2 separate regions of the Homo sapiens genome follow, and region 2 is linked to region 1. A link is a loop called in an ENCODE intact Hi-C map of the cell type or tissue named here. Cell type or tissue: PC-3. All regions are shown on one strand. Links, peaks and the distances in the headings refer to the core of each region. The heading gives the core; the rest is flanking DNA.

Region 1 (16,333 bases), core at 4,567-12,566:
GCCTGGAACATAGTAGGTGCTGTGTAAGTGATAGCTGTTGTTACCACCTATTTGTCGTGTTCCAGGCAGCAGCCCAGGTGTTCACACAGGTGTTAATTCATTTAATCTCCCCAACAATCCTGTGAGAGTGGTAGTGCTATTAACCCCATTTACAGAGTCACAGAGAGGCTATTAGGTTGGAACATATGAAATTGCTAGTTTTGTAGGTCAAACATAGTTCTGTATCAGCAATTGCATGTGGCTCACAGCTAGCATGACTGCAGGTCTCAAAGCCGGGCAACCTGCCCAAGGCTATGCAGCCTGCACTTTTACTGGAGCACCTACTGGGCACCACAGAGACGGTGTGTCCTCTGTTACAGAACTTATAATATTACAGGAGGGCTGTTTATGTAACAAAGGCTGTGCACATGGAACAGGGAACTACAGACTATTTTCAATACCTTTCCTCTACACCTTCGCTCATTTGGGCATATCAGACATAGACATCACCTCTTCCATGAAGCCTTCCCTAACTTCCCCCACCAGAGAAGTCAACCCCGGCACAGAGTCAGAGGTAGGAGAGGGCCCTGTTTATCTGGGGGACAGTGGGAAGTTTTGTGTGGCTGGAATGTCCACTACTTGAAGAAGAGCCTGGAAAGGGACCCAAGCCAGAGGAAAAGACTTCGGATGACAATGGGGTTTGGCTCCATTGTCACCATGAGAAGGAGCCATCCAGGCCAACTCTTCTTACTCATGAAATGCCACTGAATCTCTTGATCTTCGCCTGCCCTTAGGCCTCCTTGGAAGGTGCTCCTTGGTGAGGGTGCACCCGGGAACCTGAAATGACCTGTCTGGAAAGAGGTGGGCAAGTTTCCAAGCCTGGGCGGCATCACAGGGACTTCCTGGCTTTTGCCTGAGGCTGCAGTCCCTGTAAGAGTGACCCATTGAGTTGGCCTCTGCCCTGGGAGTTTCAGGCGGCCCCACGTCCCACCTTCTGCTTTGCATCCTCTGGATCTAACCTGCCTTCCCAAATCCAGGCCCGTGGCTTTGTTCTGGGAAGCACCATCTCAGCCCAGGCTCAGTGCTGCCCATCCCATCCCCATGTCTGTCCTGTACTCCTCTCTCAGGGTCAGGGCTATTCTCCTCTTATCTGGGGTGAGGGAATCTGACAGAATGTACCAGAAGCCAGGTCTCCCTGAGGGCTTTCCCAGGACTGCCAGGGAGAACTGGGGGTGACCAGGGTCTCCTATTCCCCTGCATGTGTTAAGAACTTTGGGTGTGGTGCTGGGCTCCCTGGTAGGAATCCTGGTCTGGCCGTTCCTAACCAGTTTCTCCTTTGCAAAATGGGGCTTACAGATAGCACTTACTTCCGAGGCCAGTCAGTGTTTAGCAACTGGTCTTGGAGTATAGTTCCAACCTGAAAATTGATTGGTATTTTTCTGTACCTCAATGATTGAGGTGAACGTGAAACAATGAAGATGTAGGTACAGACTTGACACTCACTTGTCAAAAGCATGAGTGACTTTGCTGAATTGGATAATAGATTTTGAATACAGAAAAAAATATTTTGTCGGGGGGGCTACTCACAAACTAACAGCTATAGACCGACACAGGCACACTTTTAAGTTTCATTTGGAAAATTAATATTTTCTCCATCACTTTTTTAAGTCTAGAAAAATCAATAAAAAATAAGTCAAGCCTTTGTCAATTTTCATAGTGACGTCACTAAACATGGAATTGGAAGAGAGGCTTAGTAGGCTTAGTAGCCACCATGATATGGCATTTCCACTGCAGAAATACAACAGAAGCACACGGCCCTGGCAGCATAGAGAACAATAAAGTGCAGTGAGATAATTCGGAAGTGATGAGTTTTGAGGATTTCTTACTTTTGTTTTTAGTATAATTTATTTTTAACTTATGTAATTTAATTTTAAAATAATAGTCATATTTATCACCCAGCTTGTAAAATTCTTGAAAATTTAACAATTGGCTCTTGTGAGCCGGTACAAGCTGGCTCCAGCATGCCACCCCAGGGTTATTACAGGGGGCAAATAATTGAATGTTTTCAAAATGTTCAGAAAACACTGGCATATTGAGTAAGCCCTCCATAAAATGTTAGCCAATCTTCTTACTTACTATTATGATTCTCGATTGGAACTTTGGTGAAGTCAGGGGCTGAGGTTAGGTGTGTTTTCCCACTAGACTAAGTTCCACTTGAGGACAGGGATCTCCTTTTGTTCTCCTGGCATCTAGCATAGGCCTGGCCTGCAGGAGGTGGTGGGCAATGCTCTCTGAGTTGGCATTTTTCCTGCTTGACCTGGATGGACGTCCGTTTCACTCTCGCTCACCTGTGGCCATTTCTGGGTCCTTCCCGGCATCACAAGCCACAGATGCCATCAGGTGGGCCTGTTGGTCTTTCCCTTTTCCTGTTGCCTTGTCAGGAAAATCTCACAAGAAGGTGCATATGTGGGAAGCCCACTTCTCAGGTTCTGACCCAGGAGAGGAATCGAAGGCAGATATTGTCGGCTCCATGCCTGCTTCCTGCTCTTTAAAGAGACCTGGGGGTGTTTACAAGTTTAAAGCCTCACAACATTGGGATTGAAGTAGCATTGCCCCTTTGTATCCACGGGGTCTGCATCTATGGACTTAATGAACTGTGGATCCAAAATACTCAGGAAAAAAAAAATCCACAAAGTTCCAAAAGCAAAACTTGAATTTGCTGTGCTCTGAGTCCTACGCTGAATCCACACGAATGAAGTGATGTGCAGACATTGTATTAGCTATTATAGTATAAGTAATTAGAGATGACAAAGTATAAGGAAGGATGTGCATAGGTTATATGCAAATACTATCCCATTTTAAACCAGGGACTTGAGCATCCCTGGATTTTGGTATCCATGATGGGTCCTGGAACCAATCCTTAGTGGATACCCAGGAATGACTGTGCTTGCAAGAGGTGGCTGAGTTCCCATCTCCCTGCTGAAACTAATGGATGTGCCAACCCTATGCAGGGGAAACATGTACTTAAGGACCCAAATCTTACTGGAGGAGGGACTTGTGAGGAGGGAGGATCAGAGAAGTTTGCTCAGAGTCTGATAAAAGTAGCGTGAATGCTTTTTCCTTTATCCACAAACATTTATTGAGCATGGATCATGCGCCAGGATAGGGCTGGCTTCTGGGGATATGAAGTAAAAATTCCACAGCCTTTTCTCTCAGGGAGATTACATTACAGTAAAAGGAAGCAAAGAGCCTATTGGAAGGGCTGTCACTGGACACAGTATGGAATCCCCCTCAGCAAGTTGCAGCTGCTCAGGTGGGGGCGGTTGGTCCTAGGGAAGCATTGGGAAAGGCTCAGTAGAGGGGTGATGCGTGGTTTGCTTGTTGCAAGGTGGGGAGGTGCTCACCTGATGATTAAGGGACAGAGGCCATGGTGCTGTGGGCAGGAAGTCCCTCATGGACGGGCAAGGCCATGTGGCAGGGACTTATGTGACCCAAGCAAGTGAGAGGAAGGGCACAGGGCAGGGCTTAGCAGAGGAGCCAGGAAGCAGCAACAGAGAAGGGGTTCACCCTTAAAGGAGCAGTCCATAAAGAGATGGCAATGAATAGGTCAGAAGGTGAAGGAAGACAATGAGACAATGATAGGTACCCCAGAGTAGAGCCTAGAGCCTGCACAAAGACAGGTGCAGGCAGCTTATTTGTCAGGTGATCGTGAAAGCTGGAGTGAGGGAGCAGGGAGAGAGAGAGAGAGTGAGAACAGGGGAATAAAGACTGCATAATTACTGTGGGCAACTGATCACAAGCCCAGTAGGACCCTCTAAGGAACTGTGGAGAAGATGCCTTGGAACTCTCCCTCCCAAGGATGGGAAGTTGACTCACTGGCTCCCATCTTCCATTGGTTGGGAGTTGCCCCTGGGGGTGTTAACTCTTCCATGTTTTGGCCATGCTTGTGTTTGAGCCAAGGGGTCACCCTGAGGCAGAAAGGGAGAGAGTCATATCAGCACACTTGAAGTGAAATGTTGGCAGCAGGTATATAGCTGTCTTTCTCAGCTGTGCTGATGTCAGCAGGACCAAAAAGATGTGACATGGAGCACACAAAGTATTTGCTAAAGGAATCAAGGAAAGAGTGAGTTTCAAGGAGAATGGGTTGGCAGGTTGCCTGTCATGGAGAAGTCTTGGATGGAAAGGTCCAGGATGGAAAGAGTTGGGTTTGCATTGGGGCTCAGCAGAGAGGCAGGGACAGAGCCAAGTTGCACTGGGCTGAGGAATGAGAGGGCAGTGAAGAAGCAGAGACAATGGCATAAGTGATTTTTTTTCTGGATTGTCAGCTGTGAAGGAAAGACAAGGAATCTGGCAATAGCCGATGGTAGATACAGAATAAGGAACTCACTGAGGATGAAGAATGTGCAAGGATCAAGGATAATGGTGAACTTTAGGGACTTCAGGGTTTGCATTTCAAGTTTTCTTTCCTTCAGATTGTGTATGTGTGTGTGTGTGCGTGCGTGTGTGCGTGTGTTTGTGTGGGTGTGTCTGTATGTCTGTGTGCTGGACTAAAGAGAGAGAAGGAAAAGTTGCTCTTTTCTTGGGACTGTGGGATGACATGGGCATTGAGGTTGGACAGATTTGATTTAGAATCTTTGGTTCTGCCATAGTGTGATCTGGGCGACATACTTGGAACTCAGTGTTGTTATCTCTAAAATGGGGATAACAATATTTCTCTCCCAGGGTACTTCTGGGCTTGAATAAGGAAAGGTTTGTAGAAGAGTCTGACACAGATTAGATAGTCAGAGCCTCAGCATTGTCTTGAGAGACAGTGTGGTGGTTAAGAGAACAGATTTTTGAACCAGACTGCCTGCCTGGGTTCAGGCCCCAGCTCTATGCTGTCCAGGCTGTAATGCACACAGCGACAGCATTGGCAAGAGTAGGGGTGTGATGAGATGTGAGGCTGGATTGGTAAACACGTCCAGAGAGCTGAGACCAGAGCCCAGGCCAAGACTGGACTTCATCTACCCTGAGCTCTAGGGCCCTGGCCACTGTGCTACTCCCAGTGACTTAGTTTTTCCTCTGCCAGGAGAGGGTGAACTGACACACACCTGTCAAATGTGCGGCTCAGATACCAGCACTCCCTATCTCTAGCAGACATTATCGATGGAACAGACACTTTCTGGTGGAGTTTGGACATTGTCTCATTCAGAGTGCTTCTTGACATGGGCTACACGTGGGCCCTGCAATTGATCAGACTTGCCACATGAGATTTTCCATCTAGGTCTAGGTGAACTCTCTAGATGTTCCTGTTCTTAGACCTGGACAAGCCCAGCTTCTGCCCAGGCCCCATGCTTTACAGGGCCTTTCTCCAAGTTTTCAGAAAATGTATAGCTAATCACGGTCCTCATTTTTTCACTTGGCTGGGTCTCTCCCAACCCTGCAAATCGGGTAGGCTGTGGGATTTGTGTCTATGGGGTTGTTCCTGGTTCAATTCTAGAAGGGCAAAGTATTGAGTAGATTACCTATGTTACCTGGCATGGTATTTCTTCCCTTTTCTTTTAAATAACAGTACTATTAAGATATAGATCACACACCATATAATTCACCCATTTTAAGTGACAGTTCAATGGTTTTTAGTGTATTCAGAGTTGTGCGCCCATCACCACAATCAATTTCAGAACATTTTTATTGCCTGAAAAGAAATCCTGTATCATTTAGCCATCACCCCCTTATCTCCCCTATCTCTCCTAGCCCTAAGCAACCACTACTCTATATTCTGTCTCTACAGAGTTTCATATTCTGGACATTTCATATGAATGGAATAATATAATATGTGGTCTTTTGTGACTGAATTCTTTCACTTAACATAATGTTTTCAAGGTTCACCCATGAGGTAGCACGAATCAGTACTTCATTCCTTTTTATGGCTGAATAATATGCAATTGTAGGGACATATCACATTCTGTTTATCCATTTGTCCATGATAGACCTTCAGGTTGTTTCCAACTTTTGGTTATTATGAATGATGTTGCTATAAACATATATACAAGTTTTTGTAAGGACATAGATTTTCATGTCTTGAGTATATATCAGACTGGTGCAAAAGTTATTGCGGTTTTTGCCATTACTTTTGATGCCAAAAGCGACAATTACTTTTGCACCAACCCAATAGGAGTGGAATTGCTGGGTCATGTGTTACTTCTATGTTTAATCATTTGAAGAACAGTCAGACTCTTCCAAAGTGGCGGTACTATTTTCCATTCCTAAAAGCAGTGTATTTAGGGTTCTAATTTTTCTGCATGCTGTCCTACCCTTACTATTATCTGACTTTTTGATTCTAGTCATCCTAGTTGGTGTAAAGTGGTATCTCACTGTGGTTTTGATTTGTATTTCCCTCAATAATGATATTGAGCATCTTGTCATGTGCTTATGTGCTTGTTGGCAATTTATAAGTCTTTTTTGAAGAAATATCTATTCAGATCCTTTGCCCACTTTTAATTGGGTTGTCATTTTATTACTGAGTCATAAAACTTCTTTATATATGCTATATACAAGTCCTTTATCAGACATAGAGTTAGCAAAAATTTCCTCCTATTTTGTGAATTGTTTTTTCACAGTCTTCATGGTGTCCTTTAAAGGACAAAAGTTTAAAAATTTTATGAAATCCAATTTTTCTATGTTTACTTTTGTTGCTTGTTCATTTGGGGACACATCTGAGAAACCATTGTCCAATCCAAGATCATAACAATTTGCCCTCATGTTTTCTTCTAAGAGGTCAATAGTTTTAGCTCTTCTGTTTGGAGTTTTGATTCACTTTTAGTTAATTTTTTCCATATGGTTTGATGTAGGGATCCAATTTCATCCTTCTGCATGTTGTCCCAGCACCATTTTGTTGAAAAAATTATTATTTCTCCATTGAATTGTTTTGACATCCTTGCTGAAGATGAATTGACTTTAGATGTGAGGATTAATTTCTGGATTCTCAAGCCAGTTAAATTAGCCTACATGTTTATCCTATGCTGGTACCACACTGTCTTTATTACTGTAACTTGGAAGTAAGTTTAAAAATCAGGAAGTGTGAGTCCTCCAACTTTGTTCTTTTTCAATACATATTTTTTTCTATTCCAGGTTCCTTGAATTTCTACGTGAATTTTAGGATCAGCTTGTCCATTTCTGCAAAGAAGCCAGCTGAGCTTTTGATTGGAATTGCATTGAATCTGTAGATCAATTTGGAGAGCATTTGCATCTTAACAGTATTAAGTCTTCTCATCCATGAACATATTATATTTTTCCATGTATTTAGATCTTTAATTGCCTTCAACAATGTTTTGTAGTTTTTAGAATATAAATCTTGCACTTCTTTTGTTAAATGTATTCCAAAGTATTTCTTTTGACACTATTGTAAGTGAAATTGTTTTCTTAGTTTCATTTTCAGATTGTTCACTATATGATATCACTTTTGTGGCATAGCATGTGATTGCTCATGAATGGTGCTGATACACTGATTTTTAATGACTTGTTTAGATAGACAAAAACTTCAAAATAAGATCTGCCTTATGCACACTAGGAGCATCCTAGCATCTTTGAATTCTGAGACGTCATTTTATTACAACAGTTTGTTTATTGATTTATTTGTCGAGGGCCCCCTGTGGGCCAGACATTCTTTTAGGAGTGAGAGGCACTGCAGTGGGTGCGGCAAAGTTTCTACCCCTGTGGAGCTTGTGTTCTCATGGGGAAGACAGACAACAAACTAACCGCTAACCAAATACTTAATATAATTTCAGGCAATCACAAGTCCTTTGAAAGAAAATGAATTAGCCTTAGGATACAAAGTTCAGGGGTACAATGTCAGATTCAATGGGATGGTGGGGAAGGCCTTTCTGGGGAGGTGACATAGGGACAGAATTAAGTGCAGGGTGAGCTGTGTGGAGAGCTGGGGAGGACAGTAGGCACCAGGCCCTGGGTGGGAACACACTGCAGGGGATGGGGGACCGTAGGAGAGCCAGCGTGGCCAGGGTAGAAGGGAGCTGAGATGGGGAGAGGAGCTGAAGAGTTAGGCAGGGACCAGGCCACGAAGTCAGATGGGCCATGGTAAGCACTGTGGCTTTTACCCTGAGTGTGATGCCAAGTCATTGGAGAAATTACCAAGAGCTGCAGGAGTCAGGGAAGGTGTCTTGAAAGTCAAGGAGGTAGGTGAGTTCTGCAGGGAGAATCTGCATGCGCAAAGCCTTCAGGGTATGGAGAGCCAGGCAGGAGCAACAGCAGGAAAAAAGGTATGGGAAGAAGCTCAGCCTGATTGAAGCAAATGGAGTACATTCTGGAGCAAGACAAAAGAGAAAAGGGGGGAGGGTTGGCATGCTCTCTGGTTGTATAATGGTCTATCCAGAAGGTAGCTTTGGTTTTAGCCCAGAGTTTAGCCCAGATTCAAGGCTTAGGAAACCTAGAATTGAGCTTTGGCTCTGACGTTGACTTGTTATATGACCTTGGGCAAGTCATCTCCCTTCTTTGGGGCTTGATGTTGTCATCTGTACAATGGGTGCTTTAGAACAAGAACAACCTCAAGTGTGTTGCCCCTGTAATGCATATCTTTGGAGACTGCTTGATTCACCAAACCCTGGACGAGAGCCCTTGCTAGGAGAGAGGCCTTCTGTTAGCTGAGCTGGTCTATAGCTTCTCTAAGCTCAGATGCTTCCTGCCCTGAGGTTTGGCAGGGTGACAGGGTAGAGTGTTACTATGATATATCTCTCCCTTTCATCATTGCCAAGCTAATGTGATAGCCTGTGGCTGGTCTGTAGGGCGGCTAAGCTTGCAAGGAGCTAATGCTGGAAATGCTGGAAGTAAGTGTGGCAGAGTTGATAAGTGGTAGAGAAAGGAGATGGAGACAGGTTAAACATAGCAATGCCAGGCCCAACTACATCGTGTCCTCCCAGAAAAAGTTGGGAAGCCCTCAGACACTGACTGGTCCACCTCCATTGGTTTGCAGAGAAAGTGGACAAGGTCCAGAGAGGGAATGACTTCTGCTTTAGGTCACCCAGCAAATTGGAGGCAGAATAGAAACATGGTTCCTGGTTCTGGACTCGTGGTCTTTCCACTGCACCCCACTGCTTCTGGCAAGTTGAAAGCCAATGCCCTTTGGGCAAGGAGAATTAACAAGAGGTAGAGAGAGGAATGTGTCTGAATGTTGGTTAGTTGGTAGGAGAAACAAGAAGTGAGCAGCCTCCTGGTGGTTCTACTTCTCTCTGATCAGGACACACTAGCACAGAGGTGCAGACCCTTGCTCTAGCTGCACCTGCCCTGGAGCCAGCAGCAGAGGGTGCTCAGGAATCCTGAGAAGCCAGCCTGTGAGCCCTCGCTGTGCCACACCTCTGTACCCACCACAACCTCTCCACCAGCGTGATCTGGCCCATGACACTTTCTGCTCAGAAATCTTTCCTTTGCTCACTTGCAGACAGGACTGGGGCAGGACTGTGGCAGCCTCTTCCCTGGGCTGCTCTATTCAGACTCTGGGGAACTTGTAGATGATGAAATTGGGAAAATAAAAGTTGTCCTCATTCTGGTCACCACTTTGGGAACACAGTTTTGGGAACACTTGAGAGAGGGGCTGATTCGTATGCCTCTGACAGACTGGCCCAGCACCCAGGAGACCGCAGCCTCCTCCATGCCAACCATGGCACCTGCTGGCATAGTCCACTAGTGCCCCAGTGACATTTGCCACTTTTCAGAGTCTTTCCTCACTCTTTACCCTCTTTAGGCCTTAGCCAGTCTGCTTTGCCAACTTGGGTGTGGTGGCTACTGTCTTTGCTCCAGCCCTTAACCTTGCGTTCTCCTGTCCTGACCATCTGCTCCTCCTAGTGACCATGGGGGCCATGGACCCCAAGCCAGGCCAATCAGATCCTTTCCCTGGGACTTTTTGCCACTTGAGCTGGCCCAAAAGAGCTTGTTATCCTTTTTCATACAAAGCTGTTTAGATATAAGCCAGAGATGCCTGTGACTAGTATTTCAACCTCCTGAAAAGCTGAAACTGGAAGAATAAAGTCAGCTGTCAGAGAAAGAGATGGAGGTTAGATAAAGCATCCTAGGGTGCTTGGGTGCCTGAATCCCACTGTACCTGGACCTCCCCTCTTTTTTGAGAGAGCTGGTGAACTTGAGTTTTTGTAGCAGCCAAAGGAACTCTGACTAATCTGTGGATCTGATAACCCTGGCTTGGCCTTTTCATGGGTTGTGAGAATCTGATGACCTGTCCGTGGTCCAAAACCAGCCAGGGGTAGATCTTCAAGAAGGCTTCCCCATCCCAAACTCCTTACAACAGCCATTCCACTCATCATGTGGAAAAGTGGGTAACCAGAAAGGACAGGAAAGGTGGGGACACATAATTGTTGGGGCTTGACATAGGCTCTCTCATCTCCACACAGTTAATATGGTTTTACGATAAAACAAAGAAATAAAATCCTATTTTATAAATTTAAAAAATCAAGACCATGCTGCTTGGTTCCTTCAGGCCCTGGGGAGTCTGTGTCTCAGCTCAAGTGGCCAGCTGGACAAGATGGGTGTCACCCTGGCCAGCCCCTGGACCAGCCTGCCTCAATCTCTGGCAGGCTGATGCCGTGGGTTCAGCCTACAGAGTCTCCTCCCTGGACATCTCTCTGGAGATTCAGGGTTGGCCAGGGCCTTGTGTGATAAGAATCACTGAATGTCAGTGCCCAGAGGAATCTTTGAGATGGAGAATGGAGCAAGGCATGAGACAAAGACACTTGGCCAGGTTCACACTGCTGTGTGGCTGCAATATGCTGGGCACAGAAACAGACGCAGGGAACCTTGGCTTAAGAGCTCCCACCACTGCTGCTGTATGCCACACTGCTTCCTGCCTGGTCCATCAATGTCCCCAGCAGGTGACCTTGGACAGCATCCCAGGAGCCAAATGTGGTCCCAGGGTCAGACTGACATGACAGGGAAGATCTATAGGTCTGGTGGAAGCTGCTTGGTGGCATCTCGCCCAGGAGTATCTAAGAATATAAAAGGGTTAGATTTGGGGATATGTATTTTAGCAGATTCTGAAACTTGCCTCTTGTATTTTTGTATACCTATACTCTGCTTCATGAGCTCAGATATAAAATCTAGGTCTGTCTTCTCTCCTAGTGCCTCTGTTGCTTGAAGATACAGAACTTCCTTCAAAGAAATAGGTGAATGGCCCATGCAGTAAATGCCCCCAGGACTGAGGTGATAAGCTCCTGGCTTTTCAGTAGACCTTCTGCTTGGCCATGCTTTGCAGGCTTCTGATCACTAGTCCAGGTGACTGGTTGAGGATGAAAAAGTCACCTCTTAGCCTCCTCCATTACTCCTCCATGACTCCTCCATGCTGTTTTCCTCAAGAAGGAAGCTCTGACCTGCTGGGGTACTCGTGGCTTACCAACACCAAGCCCTCTGTTTCACTTTTCTCCTTGCAGGGGCCTTTCTCTGCAGCGGTCCTTCTCCTTGTCCGTTGGCCTGAAGCCTGACCTTTGGTAAGGTCTTCGGCCAGAATGGTATCATGAGAAAGATAGGCATGAGGTGTAGTTGAATACTGTACTGAAACTGAAAAACAGAATGGTTGCATAGGTATTTTAAGTCCAGTTTCTTTTTTCTTTTTTTTTTTGTTTTTGAGATGGAGTCTCGCTTTGTCGCCCAGGATGGAGTGCAGTTGTGCGATCTTGGCTCACTGCTACCTCTGCTTCCTGGGTTCAAGCGATCCTCTTGCCTCAGCCTCCCGAGTAGCTTGGATTACAGGTGCACACCACCACACGTGGCTAATCTTTTGTATTTTTAGTAGAGATGGGGCTTCACCATGTTGACCAGGCTGGTCTTGAACTCCTGACCTCAAGTGATCCATCCACCTTGGCCTCCCAAAGTGCTGGGATTACAGGTGTGAACCATTGTGCCAGGCCTTCTTGAAGTCCAGTTTCTACTGACCATGTATCACTTTCTCACCATCATAAAATAAAATAATCAGTACGTCAAACTATCGTATATTGGAGACCATCTACATCATATACGTAGACATATCACATACATATACATACATATACATATATGATGCACATGTATACATCATATGCAGTGATGTACTTATTTCTTGATCCAAGTGTTGGTTAAATGGGGATATTCAGTTTGTAAAAAATTAGCAAACTATAAACTATAATCTTGTTATAATGTGAAAAAAAAAGAAAGGCATGAGGGAGGCAGAGCACCGGCCTTGGAGTCAGAACATCTGGGTTTGAAATCCTGACTCTACTGAATATTTGCTGAGCCAAGTTACTTCACTTTCTCATCTTCCCTACCTGTTGCCCTGCTGTATGGGGCTGATTACACCTCCTTCATGCCCTTGCTCATTAGGAGAGCTAAATGCCAGGCGGCAGGGGGACGAGGTGGTGTGCAAAAGCTTGGGTCACAGAGCAGATGATCAGGAGGTCAATGCCTGGTGCATTAGGCCACCCCAGCACTTCTTGCAAGAAAGAACACAGGAGAGCAGCAAGCCAGAGAGAGCTGAGCTTTTGCTGGAGTCATGTGACAGGCAGGACAGTGACTGAGGATTTAACGAAAGGACAATTTGAGCACCTCCAGTTCCAATGCCAATGAGTGCCTCTCCCTGTGTCCCCAGGACCGGGATGGTGCTAGCTGTTTGTGAAGTGCAACTTGTCCCCAGTAAGCATCTGTTTTGCTTCTCTCAGCACCAGCCCTTCAGGAAATTCTTGGCAGGCCCCCTGTGTGCTCCAAAGCGACGCCTTCCCAGCTCACTTTGGCTGCCAGCAGCCTTCCAGCAGGGGCTTCTTGCTCTGAATCCTAACACGAGCTTCAGCAGGGGCTTTAGTTGCTGCACTCAGCAGGGGACAGGAAGGGATGGTGGTGGACGGAGGGTGATGAGGCAGGGGGCCTTGTTCAGGGTTTCTGGGATGCTGCGGCAGACAGGGTCTGTCTGTGCATGTCTGCGGAGGCTGGCTCATCAGCCTGCAGGCCGGCCTAGTGCCTCATTTCTCAGTCAATGCCCCCAGCACTTGGTGAGCTGGGTCGACAGCGGGTGCAGCCACTGAGACAAGCAGCCAGATAGCTACTGGTCATGTTGCTTCAAGAAAAGGAAGTTAGGCCAGCCACAGTGGCTCACTCCTGTAACCTCAACGCTTTGGGAGGCAGAGGCAGGAGGATCGCTAGAGGCCAGGAATTTGAGACCAGCCTGAGCAAGACCCCGACTCTAAAAATTTTTTTTCTAAAAAATCGGCTAGGACTAAACATGTATCCCAGCTACTTGGGAGGCTGAGTGGGAGGATCACTTGAGCCTTGGCGTTTGAGGCTGCAGTGAATTCTAGCCTGGGTGACAGATTGACATCCTGTGTCTAAGAAAAGGAAAAAGAAAAGACTGTTAAGAATCTCAGTGATGCAGAGGCTTATAATGGGCGCTTGGGCCTTGCCTCTTCTTTATTCATGTGCTCACATGTAGTCATTCCCTGCCAGCCTCTAGTTCAGCCCCTGGGCACTCAGTCAGGGACAGGAAGCATGGCCCCTGCCTCTCTGATGCCCTTTGCAAAGACCCTGTCATGTCTCTGCCTGGATGACAGCCACAGCAGGGCAAGCCACGTGGTGGAGCAGGAAAACCCTGCAGCCAGACTGCCTTGGCTCAGCTCTCAGCTCGACCACTCCTTTGGGTTCTGATTTAGGGCAAGAAACTTACCTTCTCTGTGCTGCGACCAGCCTGATCAACATAGTGAAACCCCGTCTCTACTAAAAATACAAAAAATTAGCTGGGCGTGGTGTCGGGTGCCTGTAATCCCAGCTACTCGGGGCGATGAGGCAGGAGAATCGCTTGAACCTGAGAGGCAGAGGTTGCAGTGACTGAGATTGCGCCATTGCACTCCAGCCTGGGCAAAAAGAGTGAAACTACGTCTCAAAAAAATAAATAAATAAAGGAGGGTGGGGGATGACAGCAGTCCCTAATTTATATAGTTGGCATGAAGTTCAATAGGTTAATGAGTGCAAAGAGTGTGAAATAGGGCCTGGAATCTAGTCCATAAGTAACAAAATCATAATGACTCGGTTGTGCTACCTCTTGAGTCACCTTCTTCTAGGCTATCTCCATCACACAACCTTAGCGATCTTTCTAGGTCAGTCTGATCATAGTAAAGTCATTCAGAGGCTCCGTTGAAAGTTCAAACCTTTCCATGACCTTCAGACCCCTGCTTTCCTCCTCTTGATCACCTTTCCAAATGGCCATGCCCACTTTTCTCCTCTCTACCTTACAGACACTGCAGATGGCCTGCCATTTGCTAAACTTGCCACAGCTTCTCATCCTCTGCTGATCCTGGGGGACCTCTCCTCTCTCCTCCTTACCTCCCTGGAGTCCTACATGGGTTCTTCAAGAGGCCCTTCAATTTGTATTTGAAGGTAGAGAATCCTTCCTTGATTTCTCCTTCTCTAGCCAAAGCCAGCCCCTCCTGTGACCTCTCCCATTGACTGTCTACCCCAGGTCTTCTGTGCTAAGCAGTGTGTTGTAACCGCCCGAGTAAGCATATGTCTTCCATTGAACTCAGTGTCCTCTGGCCATGTCGGAGTCCTCTCTGGGCTGGCATGAGTAGACCCACAACAAACAGTTGTTGAAGGAATGAATGAACAAGATGCTTGGTGAATGCTTGCCAGATTAGAATGAAGAAGCTGCTAATCTCCTTTTGTCCTTACTACAACCCTTAAAGCAGATGGGGAGACACTAGCAGCCTGTTGGGACTTAGCTGCTACTTTGTTGGTATAAGTGACAGCTGGCTGGCCCCAGGCAGCTGCAAGATATGGCCTGGTCCGACTCTTTGGACAGTGCTTACTCTTCTCCCCAGTTAGCACGCGTTCTGTTGCCTGGGAGGGGTAGGTTGATGCACATGAAACATAGAACTTTCCAGAGATGCTCACCACACTGTCACCATGCCACATTTCCTTCTGCAGTGTGAACTTGCCCCTCCCCCATGAAGATGCAGACTCCCATCTCCCCCACCTTGAATGTGGGCTTGAGCCTACTTGATCAATACAGTGGGATGGAAGGGATGTTCTGAGACTTCCAAGGTTAAGCCATAAGAAGCTTTGCAGCTTCTGCCCGGGGCCTTTAGAATTCTCTCTTGGGATGCTCCTTCTGGGAAGCCAGCCTCCATACTATGAGATGGCAAAGCCATAGAAGAGGCCATGTGTAGGTGCTCTGGTGGACAGCCTCGGCTGAGTTCCCTGCAACAGCCCAGCCACGTGAGTGAGCCTTTTGGGATACCCAGATGGGCCAAACCTTCAGATGATGCCAGCCCCAGTGGACATCTGACTGCAATCCCATGTGAGACCTGGTGCGTGAGCTGCTCAGCTGAACCCAGTAAACCCGCAGAAACATGAGAGATGGTGATAAATGTTTGTTTGAAGTCACCAAGCTTTATGGTGGCAACAGATAAACAACACCAAGTTGGACTTGGTGCCAACTGGAGGAAGAAGTGACTGCTGACCACTTCTCTGTCTCCAAAGGGTGACTCCAGAGAGCCCCCAGCCTATGATTTCTCAGGATGTAGAGGAACGGACTTGGAGGTGGGAACCACATGATCTCCATTGTAAGGCCCACTAGCCTCTGAGATGCTTTCTTCAATTTGCACACTGCTCTGGGGCAAAAGACAGAGGGAAGGTTGGGACTGTTTCAAGGTCTAGTTTCCTCAGACTGTGGGGAATAACTAGTTTCAAGTGCACAGGTATAATGCCTTTACACACACCCTACATCCTGGTCCCTGTATGGTCTACTCCATGAAAATGGTCTAGATGCTTAGTACATGGAAGACGGAAGCAAGGAAATGGTGATGGAGCACCCATTCTGTGCCAGGTGGCTGACCTCCATTATTTCATTTGCTCTTCACAACAATTTGATGAGAGTAGAAGTATTATCCACATTGCACAGATGAAACTCGGTCAGAAAGGTTCAGTGATGTGTCCACACAGCAAGCAAGTGGCCAACCTGAAAAAACCCAGGCCGGCATCTCTACTGTTGATGACTTATGAATGGTCTCAAAGATACTGGGAAGATTCCCAGGGCTGTGCTTCATCCCCAGCTGCTGGTCAGGGCCTGAAATCCCCTCATTATTGCTTTGCTACTTTAGCTTAAATCCTGGATCCTGCCAGTGCCAATCCCTCTGGAAGGATGATGCATTACAATGTTATTAATCACCTACCCCAGGCAGACTGAGGTCCATCGTCTCTCCTGAGAGTCTGTTTTCATGGGAGGGAATGTGGGGTAGAGGCGCTGCTTTCAGGGACGGAAGAGAAACAGGTGGGGTCATAACACGTTCCTAGTTCAGGCTTTTCTCCATTCTTTCCAGATGGACCTTGATGGTGGGCTTGG
Region 2 (16,333 bases), core at 5,169-13,168, 63 kb before region 1:
GTGTTCTTACCTATGGTCTATCCTAGAGAATGTTCCATGTGCTGATGAGAAAAACGTGTATTCTGCCATTGTTGGATGAAATGTTCTGTAAATGTCTGTTGGGTTCATTTGGCCTAAAGTGCAGTTTAAATCCAATATTTCTTTGATGATTTTCAGTCTAGATGATCCCTATAAAACTGAGAGTGAGGTGTTCAAGTCCTCAACTATTATTATTTGTAGTAATACTGCTGTGGTGTTGGGTGTATATATATTTATAATTGTTACAGCTTCTTGCTGAATTGATCACTTTATCATCATATAATCATCTTTAAGTCAAAAATGATAAAAAGAGACAAAGATCATTAGTCTGTTTTATCTAACTACTCTTGCACACTTTTGATTTCCATTTGTGTGGAATATATTTTTTTCATCTCTTCACTTTCAGTTTGTGTGTATCTTTACAAGTGAAGTGAATTTCTTGTAGCAAATACATAGTTGGTTCATGTTTCTTTTTTCCCCTTTAGCCAGTCTGTATCTTTGAAGTAGGGAATTTAATCTATTTACATTTAAGGTTATTATTGACAGGTGAGGATGTATTCAAGTCATTTTGTTAATTGTTTTATCATTATTTTGTATATCCTTTGTTAGTTTCTTCCTCTCATTGTTTTTTTGCAGTTTGGTGGTTTTCTGTAGTGGTAATATTTGACTCATTTCTCTTTCTCTTTTTGTCACTTTTATATCTGGTCTACAAATGAGTTTTATACTTTTGTGTGTTTTTATGGTGGTAGGTACTGTTCTTTTCCTTCCAGATGTAGGGCTTCCTTGAGCATTTCTTATAGGCCTGGTCTAGTGGTGATAAATTCCCTCAGTTTTTCTTGTCTAGGAAAGATTTTATTTCTCCTTCATGTTTGAAGGATAGCTTTGCTTGTTAAAGTATTCTTGGCTGGCAGTTTTTTTTTTTCTTTCAGCTCTTTGAATATGTCATTTTATTCTCTCCCGTTCTGTAAGGTTTTGGCTAAGAAATCCACTGTTAGTTGAATTGGACTTCCTTATATGTGACTTGACTCTTTTGCTGTTTTTTAGAATTCTCTTTTTATCTTTGACTTTTGATGGTTTGGCTATAATATGCTTTGGAGAAGACTTTTTGAGTTTAATCTTTTTGGAGATTTTTGAGCTTCCTGTATCTGTCTATATTTCTTGTAAGACATGGGAAATTTTCAGCTATTATTTCATTAAATAGGTTTTCTATACTATTGCCCATATCTTCTCCAGTAAATCCTAAAATTTGACTATATGATCACTTTATGGTGTCCTATATATCATGTAGGTTTTTTCATTCTTTTTTCTTTTCTTGTTTTGTCTGACTGGGTTATTTCAACATTCTTTTGCTTAATCTAGCCTATTGTTTTAACTCTCAATTGTTTTTAAATTTTATTTATTGAATTTTTCATTTTCAGAATTTCTTTTTTTTTAAATTATGCTTATCTCTTTGTTGAACTTCTCATTCAGATCATAAATTGTTTTTCTGACTTATATGTATTGCTTCTCTGTGTTCTCTTATATCTCACCGAGTTTCTTAAATATAATTATTTTAAATTCTTTTTCAGGTGTTTTATAGATTTCCTTTTTGTTGGGAACTATTACTAGAGGCTTATTGTATTCCTTTGGAGGTGTCATTTTCCTTGCATTTTCATGTGTTTTTACATTGATATCTGCACATTTAATTTAATAATTACATCTTCCAATTTTATAGATTGGCTTTTGTAGGAAAAGACTTTTTTTCCATAGGTGTATCTATAGTGTTGGTTGGGTAGGGTGTTTTGGCTTTGATTCTGGATAGTTGCAGTAGTGTGGTCTTTGTATGATTTCTTCATCTGTAATCAGCATCAGTGGTGTTTGTGAGTTCCTCGGTGGCTTAGGCAGTGGTCATTAGTAGGGGCTGTGGCAAGACTTTACTAGGGACAGGGATGCTAGGCAGGCCAGTCCTTTGGTACCCAGTGGTGGTGGCAGCAGGCTGAGCATGCTGGTCCTCAGGCCCCTGATAGTGTATGTGGGTGTTGTTGGTCATGGGTCCAAGTGGGCCAGTCCTTAGGCCACCAGGCAGCTTGTTTGGATGCCAGAATTGGCAGCAGTGGGCCAAGTATGTGGGCATGTCTTTGAGCCCCTGGTTGGTGTGTGTAGTATTTATTTGTGGTGGCAGCAGTGGTGGAGGGCCAACTCTTGGGCCTCCAAGCAGCATGTGCAGGCATGAGCAGTGGTGGGCAGGTGGGTGCCAGTGGTGGTGGCAGAGGCAGACTAGATACACTAGTCCCTGGACTCCAGAGAGGCACACATGGGTGCTGGTGGCTGGCAGGATGGGCCTATCCCCAGGCCTCCAGTCAGTGCATTCAGGTAGTTGAGGTGGTCAGGACGGACCTGTCTTCAGGTCCCTGGAAGGTGTGTATGTGGGCACTGGGAATGGTGTACAAGGTGGGTCAATCCCCAGACGCCCAGATGGTTTGTTTATATGTTAGCAGTGGTGGCAGTGGGTGGGTCAAGCTTGTTGTCAGCTACTAGAGAGTGTGTGCTGGAGCAGACAGGATGGATCAATCCCCAGGATCCAAGACAACCCATGTGGATGCTGATGGCAGTAGCAGGCAGGGTGAGTCAATTCAGCAGGTGGGGCAGGCCTGTCCTTAGGACCCTGGAAGGTGTGCAAGAGTGCCAGTGGTGGCAGGTGAGGTGGACTGATTCCTAGGACCTTAGGTAGCGTACACAGATACTGGCAGTGGTGGCAGTGAGTGCCATGGGGTTGTCCTCAGTCCCTAAATGGCATATGCAAATGCCAGTGATGGCAGTGGCGGGTGAGGACAGCCTGTCCTCAGGCCCTAGGGTGGCACCCAGATGTCCCAATCCCTAGACCCCCTGAAGACACATGCAGCTAGCTGCCCAGTAGTTTTGCCACTGGAGTGGTCGGGGGTGCTGTCAGGGATATCAGCCCCAGGCAGTTGGCTCTTAGGAGCATGTGCTTCAGCTCCCTTTGTCTCAGGGGAAGCCTCCCTGGGGTGCTGCACCACTCATTCCCTGGGGTGTAGCACACTGTGTGGGCTGGAATGCTGGAGACCTGGCAGGAGTGGCCAGGTCCTGGCATCACAACGCTGCAGGTCTCTGGGTGGATGTGTGAAGGATGTCAGTGGGGCTCCAGGGATATGGAGATGCAGGGGATGTTGGGCCCCAGGACAGGATGCAGTCTAGTGGGTGCTAGGATCTCAACATGGCGCTGTGCTGCAGCTGATTGCATCTCGGGGGTGTGTGGCACCCAGCATGAGCTGTCTTTCTGGAACAAAACCTTCACACAGATTCCACACAGCTCCCTCTACTCGTCTCAGGGCCCACGAAGGCCAAGGGGCTCTCCCGTGGCTAGGATTGCAGGAGTCCATGATGTGGGCTACTGGGATCTCTCCTTACCTTTTCCTTGCAGTGGGGAGTTTATCCAGGCTCTGAGCTGATCCTGGCCAGGCCAGCTGCTTCACTTCCTTCTTCTTCCATGCCTCTGCGGCTCCCTGCTGCCTCCCTGCTGAATCCCACCATTCTCTCTTAGACACGTGAGTCCACCTGTAGTTATCTCCTCCGGTGCCAGGCACCTCTATTCAGACATTCTGAAGCCCTCTTGGTAAATGACTTGCTGAAGTATATGTTGGGCTTAATCCCAGCTCTGCCCCTAATTAGTTGTGTGGCCTTGGACAAGTCACCCCTCTTTCCCTAACCCCGTCCTTGATATCACAGCAGTTTACCACTGGAAGCATAGCTTCCATAGAGTCCACAGACCTGAATGTGAAATCTGCCTCTTCCATCTCTGAGATGCAGTGCTCTGAGCAGGATTTTTGGTTATTTTTGTGTGCATTTGATTTGTGTGTTTGTACTTTTTTTTTCTTTTTTTTTTTTTTGAGACAGAGTCTCATTCTGTCACCCAGGCTGGAGTGCAGTGGCGTGATCTTGGCTCACTGTAACCTCCACCTCCTGGGTTCAAGGGTATCTTGTTCCTCAGCCTCCTGAGCAGCTGGGACTACAGGTGCACACCACTACACCCAGCTAAGTTTTGTATTTTCGGTAGAGATGGGGTTTTGCCATGTTGGCCAGGCTGGTCTCAAGCTCCTGGCCTCCAGTGATCTGCCTGCCTTGGCCTCCTAAAGTGCTGAGATCACAGGCATGAGCCACTGCACCTGGCCATGTGTATAAGTTTTAAGTTCTCTACTCCTCTTGGTTTTCGTTAAGTATAAAATGGCAGTGGTAAGTGCCCACTTAGAGTCTGTCAGGACCACACAAGTATATTGTAGCAATAATAGCAAACATTTATTGTCTACTCTGTTGTCCTGGCTGTATTTTGCAGGTGCTGCTCCTCTCAATCTTTAAATCAGGCTGGTAATAGCATCTCTCATTTTTTAGATCAAAACCTAAAAAGGTGGGAATGAAAGAAGCTCCTAACCCTCCTGGCTTTTTTCCCAAAGCCAGGAGGCAGCTCCTGAATGGTGGATTTTGGACTACTGGTGAGGCTGTCAGCAAAGGGCCTGGCCCAGAGAGATGCTCAAGAGTAGGATGAAAAGACCGTGGGCTTCTTCCTCTGCAAAAGGAAAGGTTTGGGACTGATGGATGCTGAAAAGTCTAGATCTTCATAATCCTCAACAGCTTCACTGCCACTGCACACACAAAATGAGTGTGCCCTATATTTCCAGCCCTCTGATGAATACGAAAAGAGCCTGAAGAACTCATCTTCCTGGTCGCAAAGTACTTTAAAATATATAATCCCTCAATCTTAAACATACACATTTTATTGCTTTTTATTATACAATAATACATATTTACTATTGAAAATACAGATAAGAAAAAAGAAAATGGTTCATAATAATACTACCCAGGTTTAAAAAATACTATTCAGCCTTATGTTGAAGAATCTGACTCTTTTCCTATGCAAGCATGTATTTCAAGCAAAACTGGACACTTCATGTGTACCTTGTTTTGTGATCTTTTTTTCCCAAATTAATATATAATCAATATCTTTTTGTATCAATCTTCAATCCTTTCTTCTGTCACTTATTTTTAATGGTTAACAGTCATCTACTATATAGATATTCTGTAATTTATTAAAGTGATCCCTCATTCTTGAATACTGAAGTTGTTGATAAGAAAGTTCCAATCTTGTTGAGAAGACCAAGCCTGTGAGGAATAGTTCCATGAAATTACAATTGGAACTTGCTATGTGCTGAGTGGCAGAAATGCAATAGAGTTCTGAATGGAAGGAGTGGTTTTGGAATGAAGGATGGTGGGGAGGCTTTAAAGAGTACGTAGGGTTGGAGCCAAGCTTTGAGAGAGGGGCTGGATTTCCACAGGTTAAGAGATTGTATTCGAAATAGGAGAACCAGCAGCAGCAAAGGTGCAGAGCCCAGGGGTTGGGTAGGTGTTTAGGCCCTGGGGAGGGCTCACATAGGGGACCAGCTCCAGAGAGGGTTAGAAAAGGAGGACAACAGATTCTAGAGTGGACAGTAAGTGCAAGTCTGGCAAGAGTAAATTTTACCCTTTTGGGCAATAAGGAGCCACAGAGAGTTTTTGAGCGGGGTTGTGGCATGAGTAGATCTCGGTTTATGAAGTCACTGTACAAGCAGTTAGGGAGAGAAGAGAATAGCAGGAGATGGTATCCAAGGCAGGGAGACCTGTTAGAAGGTGGGGAACAAGTCCAGAGGAGGTGATGAGACCTGGATTCAGGGAGTGGCAGGAGGTGAGGGAAATGGGTTGGATGTCATGGCTGGAGAGGGCCCAAAGGAGGAGCCCCTGGGGCTCACGAAGAGGGGAGACTGCTGCCTGATACCTGGGGTCCTGGGAAGAGTTAATGGGCTGCCTGTGGACGAGCTAATTGGTCCTCCAGTGGGGCTGACTCATTCCAGCATCCAAGCCAGTCATTACTAATGCTGGGGAGGGAGAGAGAGAGAGAGAAAATAAAACAAAAGCCGAGCAGTGGGAATTCTGTCTGATTGAAAAGTTCCAGGGCTGGCCTCCCATTTCAGACAGGCAGGATTGGGAAGAGGGCCCTGCTGTGTGGGGGTGAATGGCAGGGGTGCGGCTGGCGGAAGTGACATTTCCATGATGCCTGCTTGAAACTCATCCATAACTGCCTTGTGGGGGTGCAGCTGGGGAGGGCTGGGTCTTTCCCTAAACAGCCCAGGTTTTCTAGTGACACCCAAGGCACACTCAGGGCAAGAGAGTGCGACTGAAGATGTCCACACCAGGGAGGAGAGGAGGACCAGCAAAGGCCAGGGGTGCAAGGTCTGGTTCTATTTACTTAAAAACTGGCTGAAATCTCGGTCCCTTTGTTTGCCATTTCCTTGGGTTTTTAGATTTTTAACATGCCATGGTCAATTTCATTTGCTAAGCGAGAAATCACTGGGAGCAGCCTTCCCAGCACAGTAGAGTAGGGCTGTTTGGGTACAGGATGTGTCCTGGACAGTGCCCAGAGGCGCTGGCAGAGGCGTAAATGGGTGTTGCCGGGTCCTCCTATCCTCTCTGCCTCCTCCTTGGTATGGGCTTCTGCTGCCTTTTTCTGCAGCAGTGGTGGAGCAAACACTGTCCAGGGCTTACAGGGCCCTGGTTCCTACCCGAACTCGCTGGGGCACTTTGGCCCAGATGATTCCCCAGTGAGGGTCTCAGGTGTCTTATCAGGGTTCCTCTGTTACTTGAAGGCAGACGGCTGAACCTGATAATGTTTGTGGCATTTTCCAGCTCAATGTCCCTATATAGTCATTTTTCTCCCATGCCACATGTTCAGGGAATGACATCTCTCATTTCTATCTGGTCATCAGGGATCAAGTGAAGGCCTTACCTTCAAGGCTGTGGGACTCAGCCCCAGCTAGACCCTGTGGGTCTAATTTGGATTGTAAAGAGTTTGTCCTCGTAAAAGGGTGCTTTCGTGTCCTCTGGCTTTCCATTTGGGATTTTAGTGGTCGGTAGGCACACATGGGGCCTTATGTTGTGTGGCAGCCAAATGAGCTGCATCTTTGGGTTGTAGGGCTTGGTGTGGGAGGGGTGCCACTAACACATGCTGTGCCTTGAGTTCTGCATGGGTCACATCATGATGTTATCCCCATGCCTCCCATGCATGGGTCACAGGCACCTCCCACTCATCTGCTGCCTAGGGCCAGTCCTATTGCTAACTTCATGTTTTGGGTCCAGGGCCTCCCCTCCAGAAATCCCACATATTGTCAAGGGGAAGCCAGCCTAAAATAAGGGCCAGGCCAACCTGAGGTGTGGTGGCTCAGGCCAAAGGGCTCCCCCTTATCTGGAGTGCATGGAACCCCTCCCTGTGAGGCTTATTTGGTGGCTCAGGCCAAAGGGCCTCCTCCATCTTGAATGCCTGGAATGCCTCCCTGTGAGGTCTCAGATCTGGATGCGGAACCTGAGGTGGGACATGGATGAAATGGAGCAGAGAAGGAGAAGGGGTGAAGCCTGGACCCTGATGGAAGGGGAGGAAAAGAACAAACTGGGGCTGCCATGACGGGGAAGGAAAGGCCCGTGTGGAGGAGCATGGAGCCATCTGCTCATGAAGGAAAGGCAGGGATGGGGCAGAGGTGTTGGGGCTTCCGTGCGACTCCAGAGGCCAAGCCCAGAGCTGTGTGTGGAGCCCATGAGGAGCAGAGATTTTCCAGCAAAGGTGCATTTGTGGGCCTCCAGATGGAGGCCCTACCTTCTCAGCAAGGGAAGAAACCCCTCTCTCTTTGACCTCTCTCCCCTGCACAATTAGAAGGTTCTGAAGAGTGACTTCATTATTGGTGGGTGAGTATATGTTTATTGGGCATCTGTGGTGTGCCAGATGTTGTGTTGAGTGCTGGGTGCAGAGGTAAATGGGATATCTGGTTACCGCCCACATGGGGCTTATAGTGGGGGAAGTGGGGGAGTAAGTCAGGACACACGTAAGCAAACGCTAGAATGGATAGATATTGTGATTAGAGCATTGGAGAGAAAGAACAGGATGTTTCAAGAAAGGACAGCATGAAGGACTGCTGTGTGGGATCAGGAAGGTCTCCGTGTGTGTGGTGGGGGGTGATGGTTAAGCTGAGGCCCAAAGGATGACGGGAGTTACCCAGGTGAAGGGTTGTGGAGACGAGAGCACAAGCGAGGGCCAGGAGGCAGCTGGGCTCAGGGCACTTAGGGCCCTGAGGAAGGCTGGAGTGGGTGGCAGGGGGCAAAGGGGGTGCTGAGGTGAGCCTAACAAGGGCTGTGGGCCAGGAAACAGGACTTTGTTTTGAGTGCGGTGGGAAGGCATGTGGCAGGCAGCCACCTTGAGGCTGGGTTTCCTTCTCTCAAGTGCCAGAGCTCAGTGGCTGCTTTCTGGGAAGCTGGTGACCAGGACGACTGGTGCATGGCAAAGGGCATCAGGAGACTCTTCTTTCCTCCTCCAGGAGTTGAGTTTCTCAGTCTCAAGCAGGCAGCATGGGAGGTCCCCAGACCTGCCCTGGAAAACTCCCCCAGACCTGAGCAGTAGGCAGCAGCTTGGGGGTGCTGGGTTCATGTCCACCCTGAACCTGTGAATGTGACCTTATTTGGAAATAGGGTCTTTGCAGATGTAATCAAGTTAAGATGAGGCCACAGTGGATCAGGGTGGGTCCTAATCTAATAACTGGTGTTCTTATAAGAAAAGGGAAATTTGGACACAGACACACAGATGGAGAGGCCATGTGAAGATGGATGCAGAGGTCAGAATGATGCTGCCACAAGCCAAGGAATGCCAAGGATGGCCAGCACCCACCAGAAGCCAGGAGAGGCCCAAGCAGAGCCTTCCCTGGTGGCTGCAGTGAGAGCACGGCCCTGCTGATACCTTAGCTTCAGACTTCGGACCTCCAGAATTGTGGCAGAATAAATCTCTGTTGTTTTAAATCACCCCATTTGTGGTGTTTTGTCACAGCAGCCCCAGGAAACAAATACACTGGGCCCAGGAAGGGGAACCTGGTGTATTAAGCCTGTCCCACATGCTGGCCCACCAGCATTCCTTATCTTGTTTACATGACAACTCAGAGAAGTTCCAACCATGCTCTTCATTTTACAGAAGAAGAGCTGGATGGTCAGAGAGGTGCAGCAATATATCAAAAGCCCACAGAGACACAATAACAAAGCTGGGGTTTGAGCCCAGGTCTGAATTGGCCCCTGATCTTTCTGTACCGCCTATCTGCAGAGCCTTGATGGAGAGTGATCCAAGAGGGTCAGACAATGATGAGGAATCAAGGCTCTGCAGCACTCATGTATTTACTGGTGGAATCCCATGCCCGGCATTTGTTTTGAGATGCCCTAAAAGAAAAAAGAGTAGGAATGGGGATAGATGAAAGAACAGCAGAGTGTTGGTAATCATAGAAGCTGGGTAATGGGCCCATGGGAGTTCATTGAATTATTCTCTTTATGTTTGCTCATCTCTGAAAATCTCCACAGCAAAAACTTAAAAAGTAAGGCCAGAGAGATGCAAGCTTAAACAAGGAAAAAGATTAAAAACTATGAGGGCTCTGAAATCAGAGAGCATAGGATTGGGATCTCAGCTTCGCCCTTCATTAGATGTGAGATGTTGGACAAGCCACTTGGCCACACTGAGCCTTGGTTTCCTCTGCTCCATGGCCTCTCACTAGGCAAAACCTCATGGGATGGTGGAGGAATCAAATGGTGGAATTCAAGTGCTCAGCCCAGTGCCATGCACATGGGAGGCATTCTAGAAATATTTGCATTATTATGGTTACTGAGTGTGCACCTTACAGCAGCTCAAGGGTCAAGACTCCCTTCTTTTTTTGTGAAATAGGGATGAGAATGAGGCTTAGAAGTGGAGGAACTCGTCTAAGATCCCAAAGCTAATAAGTGACAGAGACAGGCCTGACCCAGAAATCTCTCCCTGAGCTAACTGCTTCCATTACCCACAGAGCTACTCAGAGACCTGCTCTCATGCAGTGTTTAGGGCCTTTCCCACAAGGAGGCCAGCTTTCTTCCCCTTGGTTTAGGGATCAGGCCAAGGAGGGGAAGGAAGATGAAGCCGCCCCTGGCTGACCCTGGCGAGCTCTGGTCACTCTGTGTTTGCTCAGCTGCAGGGTGCAGGTGGCAGGAGCGGATGCTGAGCACCAGCTGACATGCTTTCAAAGGTGACAGGCCTGTGGTAATTGATGGTCAATGAGGGCCATGGCTCCATGCACACTGTTGGTTTAAGGATGACATTGATCTGACACACTGGCCACAGCAGAAACAGCAAAACAAAGGAAGGCCAAACTGGAAACAGGCCTGGCCTCCCTTGGCCCTGGCTGCCTTGGCTCTGAGCATTCCCAGAATGCTGTGCCCTGAGGTCTGGCCAGGATCCTGGTGCCCTGGAGCTCTGGGGTCAGCCAGGATGGAGGAAGTGCCCAAGGCCCCCACCCATCTGGGTGCAGGTCAGGGAAGGAGTGAGAAGGAGCAAAGCGGGAGCAACCTCAGAGGTTCCCAGAGCTGTGCCCACACACTGTTTCCAGCCTTCCCCTGCCCAAGTTTCCATGCCCTGGGAGTAAGGTGGAGGAGGGAGGGGCCTCCAGACCATGTCCCACACAGCACGGTGCATGCAGTGGATGTGTCTGCTGAGGAGAGAAGATGCAGGGGCCCTGGGAGGTAGGCAGGGATGGGCTGGGGGATAAGAGAGGCAAGGCCTGGTGGCAGAGGCCTGGGTGTGAATTCAGGGCTCTGGCAGGAAACAGAATTCACTCCAGATGCTTCCAGTGAAGAGACAAGGTCATTCTGTGGGCAGCATCAGGGAAATTCTCAAGAGATGAGGATGCTCTCAGTGGCTAGCAACAGTAGCACGTCATGACCCTCCCTAAGGCTGAAGGATCAGTGGGGGTGGGAGGGACAGTGCTAGCCAAACCCCAGGAGAACCAGACTCACAAAAGAGGGTGCCAGCAGCCACTGCCTGGGAGGCGGCCTGAGCAGGAAGGAAGAGGGGAGGAAATGCACAAGCCCTCTCCTTGCTCCTTTCCAGATCCTTGCCAGCTGCTGGAGGGAGCCACTGATGTAGTCAGTAGGGGCCACCTCCCAGGCTGGAGCAGGGCAGGGAAGGGCAAGGAATGGAGAGGCAGCCTGGGTAGAATAGAGAATACCAGCACACCTCTTTTCTTTCCCTACAATGACGACTGTCATACACACTGCACAAACCCAAGGGGAGGATTATTGATAAGGCGTGTGACAGTCCCAGCACAAGGCCCCTCATGTGCTAGCCTTGACAGACGGTAGCTTCAAACTCTCCATCTCTCTTTTTTTCAAATGTGCACACACACACTCCACATTTCCTCAAATCTCTGAATGGCTGTCATAAGGAAGAAGGAGCGAACATGTTCTGGGAGGGCCAAGGGGGAGCCCGAGGACAAATTGTGTAGCTGTCAGAATTCTGTGGCTCCTGGAATAGGCATGCCCCAGGGGCACTGCCTCCTGCCATGGGAAGCATGGTGCTCTTAACATGTGCCTGCTGTGTGTGAGTGCAGCTCATGTCACATGCTCCCCATCCTCCAATCCACACCAGCTCTCAGGGCAGCTGATGGTCATGCCTTCGCTTTGCAGGTGAGGATGCTGGCCTCAGAGGGACGGGTGCTTGCCCAAGGTTGTCCTGGAGCCAGGCTATATCAATCAGGATAGGCCAGGTTTTGCTGCTGTAACAACCCCCAGAGCTCGGTGGGTCAAGACAATATGGGCTTGGCTCCTGCTCATGTTACCTGTCCATCAGGGGTCAGCTGGGGGCTCTGCATTTCACCATCCTTCCTCTGGGACCTAGGCTGTCAAAACTGTAGCCATCTGAGATATTGTTCTCACGCTGGAGATTTTATTTGGTCTGGAGGTCACGCACGTCACTTCTGCTTACAATTCGTTGGTCAGACTGGTCACATGCCCCTATCCAAGCAAAGGGGCCAGGATGGTCAGTCCTACTACGTGTCCAGAAGGTGGAGAGCTGGAACTATTAGAAGAACAGCATTAGTGGCTGCTACATGAGCCATGGCTTCCTTTCAGGCCTAGGGAACTCCAGGTGCAGAGCTCTTCCTGCTGCTCCAAGGTTGACGTCACCCTGGCAGAGGCTGGTGGAGTGCCATGGCACAGTGGGAAAGGCTAGAGCAGGGGCTGTCTCAGATTCTTGTGGGCTCATTCTGTGGCCACCTAAGTAGGATGCTGAGGAAGTCAGCAGATCTCAAGAAAGATGGCCCTGGGCCGTCAGAGCAAGATCAGGAGAGGCAGCATGTAGTGCAGAGAGGAGAGGGCTTGGTACCTCCCAGGACCCTGAGCTTCCTGTCTCCACTCTCCTGGGCCACACATGGAGAGCCCTTCGCTGCTTATGGAGGCGGGATCCCTTTCGGAGGCTGTCTTTCCAGCTGCAAGTGCTCTGGGCAGGCTGGAAACGGTGTTCTGAAGAGCCGCATGAGGCCATTTCATCAGAGTGCTACTCAGGCTGCTAGAAAACTGGCCACAGAGCCATTCTTCTTCCACAACCCCTGACTGCAACTAGATGGAATTTATGTACTTGTCATCCCCATTCGGTGGCCAGGCTGGGGAAGGAGAGGAGTGTGATTCTACACAGTGGACTCCACAGAGAGAGGAGGTGAGTGGAGTCAGTCTTTCTGGAAGCCCTGCCCTGTGCTTGGCCCTAGAAGGGCACCACGCTGCTGGTTGCTGCCACATGCATTAGCTCCTGTCGCTCTCCCCTCCCTGGCCACCCTGCTTCACACACTTTCACTCTTCTTGAGGAAGCTGTGTTCCCTGCCTTGTGGACTCCATTTCTGCATCTCCCAAGCCACCAATGACTCCTCTTACACGATCTTGCAGAAGCACTCAACACGGCTGGCCATTTTTGATTTCATTCTGTTTTATTCTTCTGTGCCGTCACACTCTCTTGCTACCCATCTGTGGAATATTCTTTCTCTCTCCATCTGGCCCCTGGGTGCCTGTGGTCTGCAGACCTCCATGCACAGTTCATATTTTCTCTTTTTGGCCGTCTAATCCCTACCATGAGCTTCTGCAGCCCATCATTGATGAATCCCAAACCCAGACCTCTTTCTGGAATTCAAGGTATGTTCATCCATGTGCCTAGCTGACATGTCCACTTGGATATCCAACAAGCTCCTACAACTGAACATGGGCCTTTCCCCCAAATTGTCCTTGTGTCCAGTCATTCTTGTTTCAGTCAATGGCGTACTTATCCACCAACCGTGGAAGCCAGAAACTCGAGAGCCCTCCCAGCTTCCTTCCTCTGCCTGTCTCCAGAGTAGGTCCTGAAGCCTGACCTCCTCCATAGCCACCACCACCATCTCCAACCTGGAATAGGACAGCAGGCTCTTTGGTACCTTGTTCCCTTCAATCCATCTCCCTGCTGCCACAGGGATTTACAAAAATCTGGTCCAAAAAATTCCCTAATTCTTAAAACGTTCAAGGGTCCCTTTACCCCAGTTTTAAATCCAAACTCCTGAACAGGGCACCTTTATGATCCAGGCTCCTGTCCCTTCTGCAGCCTCTTCTCTCCCCTACCCTGCACCCCATGCCCAACTCTGTCCCTTTGCACACTCTCTGTTTGTCCTGCAATGCCTTTCTCTGCCTCCTCTCTGTTTGGATGGCTAATTCCTTCTCAACTTTTCCAACTCAGTTAACATATCATTTGTTTTAGGAAGCTTTTCTTAACGTCCCCAAAGCAAGTGTGCCTCCTCCACATTCTTGTAGACTCCTGTATGTAAACACCCTATGGGAAGGCAGAGGGGGTGCTGCCCCTCCTCTCCCGAGTGTTTTTGGAGGGCAAGCTTGAGTCCAGAGCCCAGCACAAGGCTTATCTGGCAGTCAATCAATTCTTGTGAATAAATAGGCAAGTTGGCCTGCCCCCAAAGTCCCTCAACAGTGGCCTCAAATCACAGAGGGACCTTGGAAATCATGTAGCCTAATGATTCATTCCGCAGACGAGAACTGTGAGGTTCTTCAAGGAGGTGAAAGTTCTCAGTGAAGGAGTGAATATTGAATCTAGATTGGTGAACTTCCAAACAAAGACCACTTTTATTTTTTAATATTGTACTATGTAATGGAGAGTTTATTTCTCTTGTTGACTTTATACAGAAGCACTGAAAGTTCATGTGAAATCATTCATCAAATACAGACAAGCAAAAAGAGAAAAGATAGAATTTGCTTAGTAATTGTACCACCAAACCAGAGATAACCATTGCTGATTGCTTGGCATGTTACCTTTCCATCTTTTCCCTGGGCAGATAAATATATGTCCATTTTTAAAAACAATACTATGATTGCACTACAAATCTGTTTCACCCATGCTTTAAACATATTTATAAATCCCTATTCATATTTGTCAAAGACTGTATAGTTTTAATGTTTTTAGTTGCGCTACAATATAATTCAGTAATCAGACATGATTTTTGGATCTTGAAGTTGGTTCTATTTTTTTTGTTATTATAAACAGAGCAATGAAGAACATCATTACAGTGAAAAATTTGGTCAATTCTTAATTACTACTTTAGCATACATTCTTAGAAGTTGAACTGAAGTAGAACTGGTGGGTTGAAGGATTTGCACTTTTGTGCATTTTGCCAAATTGCCCTCCTAAAAGGCTGACTAATCAGAGTTTATATTTACCAGTTTATTGTCTTGTCAACCTGAGAGGAAACTCTTTGCACCAGAGATTGAAGGACTTGTCTCTGGTAGCAAATTTCCCTCCAGTCATATGTCTCAGTATGGAGGTTGTAAACTGGAAGCCATGGGCCATCTTCTTTTGAATCCATGATGTTTTAAAATATTTGAATTAAAGCCAGGTGCAGTGGCTCACACCTGCAACTCCAGCTACTCAGGAGGCTGAGGCAGGAGGATAGCTTGAATCCTGGAGTTTGAGGCTTCAGTGAGCTATGATTGTACCACAGCATTCTAGCTTAGGTGACACAGTGAGACTCTGTTTTTAAAATACACACACACATACACACACACATATAAAATGCTGGACGTAGTGGCTCACCTGTAATCCCAGCACTTTGGAAGGCCGAGATGGGTGGCTCATGTGAGGTCAGGAGTTCAAGACCAGCCTGGTCAACATGGTGAAATCCCGTCTCTACTAAAGATACAAAAATTAGCCAGGTGCAGTAGCGTGCACCTGTAATCCCAGCTATTCTGGAGGCTGAGGCAGGAAAATCACTCGAACCTGGGAGGCAGAGGTTGCAGTGAGCTCAGATAGCACCACTGTACTCCAGCCTGGGTGACACAGCAAGACTCTGTCTCAAAAAAAAATATATATATATGTATATATATACATACATATATATTTGAATTAACAGCCAACTTTTTTCTTTTTTTATTATTATACTTTAAGTTCTAGGGTACATGTGCATAACATGCAGGTTTGTTACATATGTATATATGTGCCATGTTGGTGTGAACAGCCAACTTTATGTATTAGTAAATTTCACCAAAAAAAAAAAAACAACCTGAATTTCTGGCCTCTACTTCTGAAGGGCATGTGCTGTCACAATTTGCCATAGTCTCTACCTCTCCCTGTTGCCACCCAGCCTGCTTCAGTCATTTATTTGCCAGGCCCCTCTAGGTGTTAGGATTTGTAACCCCTATATCAGTTCCTTTTCCCCATTTAAAAATGGCCCACCAGCATATAACACCATGCTCTTTATTCTGATTAACTACAAAATTAATTTTTTAAAAAACAAATCCTATTTGTAATAATAATATTCAGGTTAATCATTTAGGAAGCTGCTTCAGAGAAACCCCGAACGTCTTTAGCCAATATAAAATACCATGAATCACTTTGGACTCCACAGTGCATTATGTATTTAAAAACAGAAAATTAGACACAGGAGAATTCATCTTAACTTCATTAGATATGAAATATTAATTCTCTTCTGGGTTTCATATTATTTACATATTTAATAACATGTTAGCTACAGTCTTTGACTGAGAGCAATTAGAGGCCAGGGGCTGTCTCCTGCCTTAATCTTAAAGATGCCAAAATGTTTTGATATTGTGGGAAGAAGGGATTGCTAAGGAGAGTTGGATGCTGTTGCCTCCATTCCCTTGCTCATATGTCGTAATTGGTTAACCATGTATTTCTCTTAAACAGGATATTGATGACTTTGCCTGACCCAGTGAGAATTCCATTTCTCCATTCCCATCCCTTTCTCTGCTCTAGCTGGGAAGAGGAGATTGTGGCCATTTTGTTTTACTAAAACACAAAGACAAATGTTCATCCAATATTTTTGGATCCCTTTTTGCCTTTCTTAGGTCCTTTTAGAGCCTCAGTTTCCTCATAAGTAAAATTGGGGTAAAAGAACAAACGTGCTGGACTGTTGTGAGGGTAAAGGGG

What was found. Hi-C counts contacts between places; a loop is a spot of excess contacts. Peaks named below come from ENCODE experiments on the same cell type or tissue, not always from the same donor. Only the 100,000 strongest peaks of a DNase experiment are listed, where the experiment ranks them.
Region 2: it touches region 1 in a loop (3-fold over the local background); 3 of 110 quality-filtered maps call a loop at or near these places.

What each region holds. Positions count from the first base shown.
Region 1 is chr10:78,389,322-78,405,654 of GRCh38, forward strand. No RefSeq gene overlaps it. Among named protein-coding and RNA genes, the nearest start is that of LINC00595, 130 kb to the left of the region's middle. In PC-3, for the core only: a CTCF peak has its summit at 9,270 (motif pointing right); no DNase peak of the experiment used is centred there; H3K27me3 peaks cover 5,031 bases.
Region 2 is chr10:78,325,689-78,342,021 of GRCh38, forward strand. LOC124902468 (a long non-coding RNA gene) reads left to right here. Exons shown (of 2, transcript XR_007062212.1): 2 at 4,405-5,123. Among named protein-coding and RNA genes, the nearest start is that of LINC00595, 67 kb to the left of the region's middle. RefSeq lists an enhancer at 2,578-3,079. In PC-3, for the core only: no CTCF peak of the experiment used is centred there; DNase peaks (open chromatin) are centred at 10,103 and 10,823; H3K27me3 peaks cover 2,085 bases.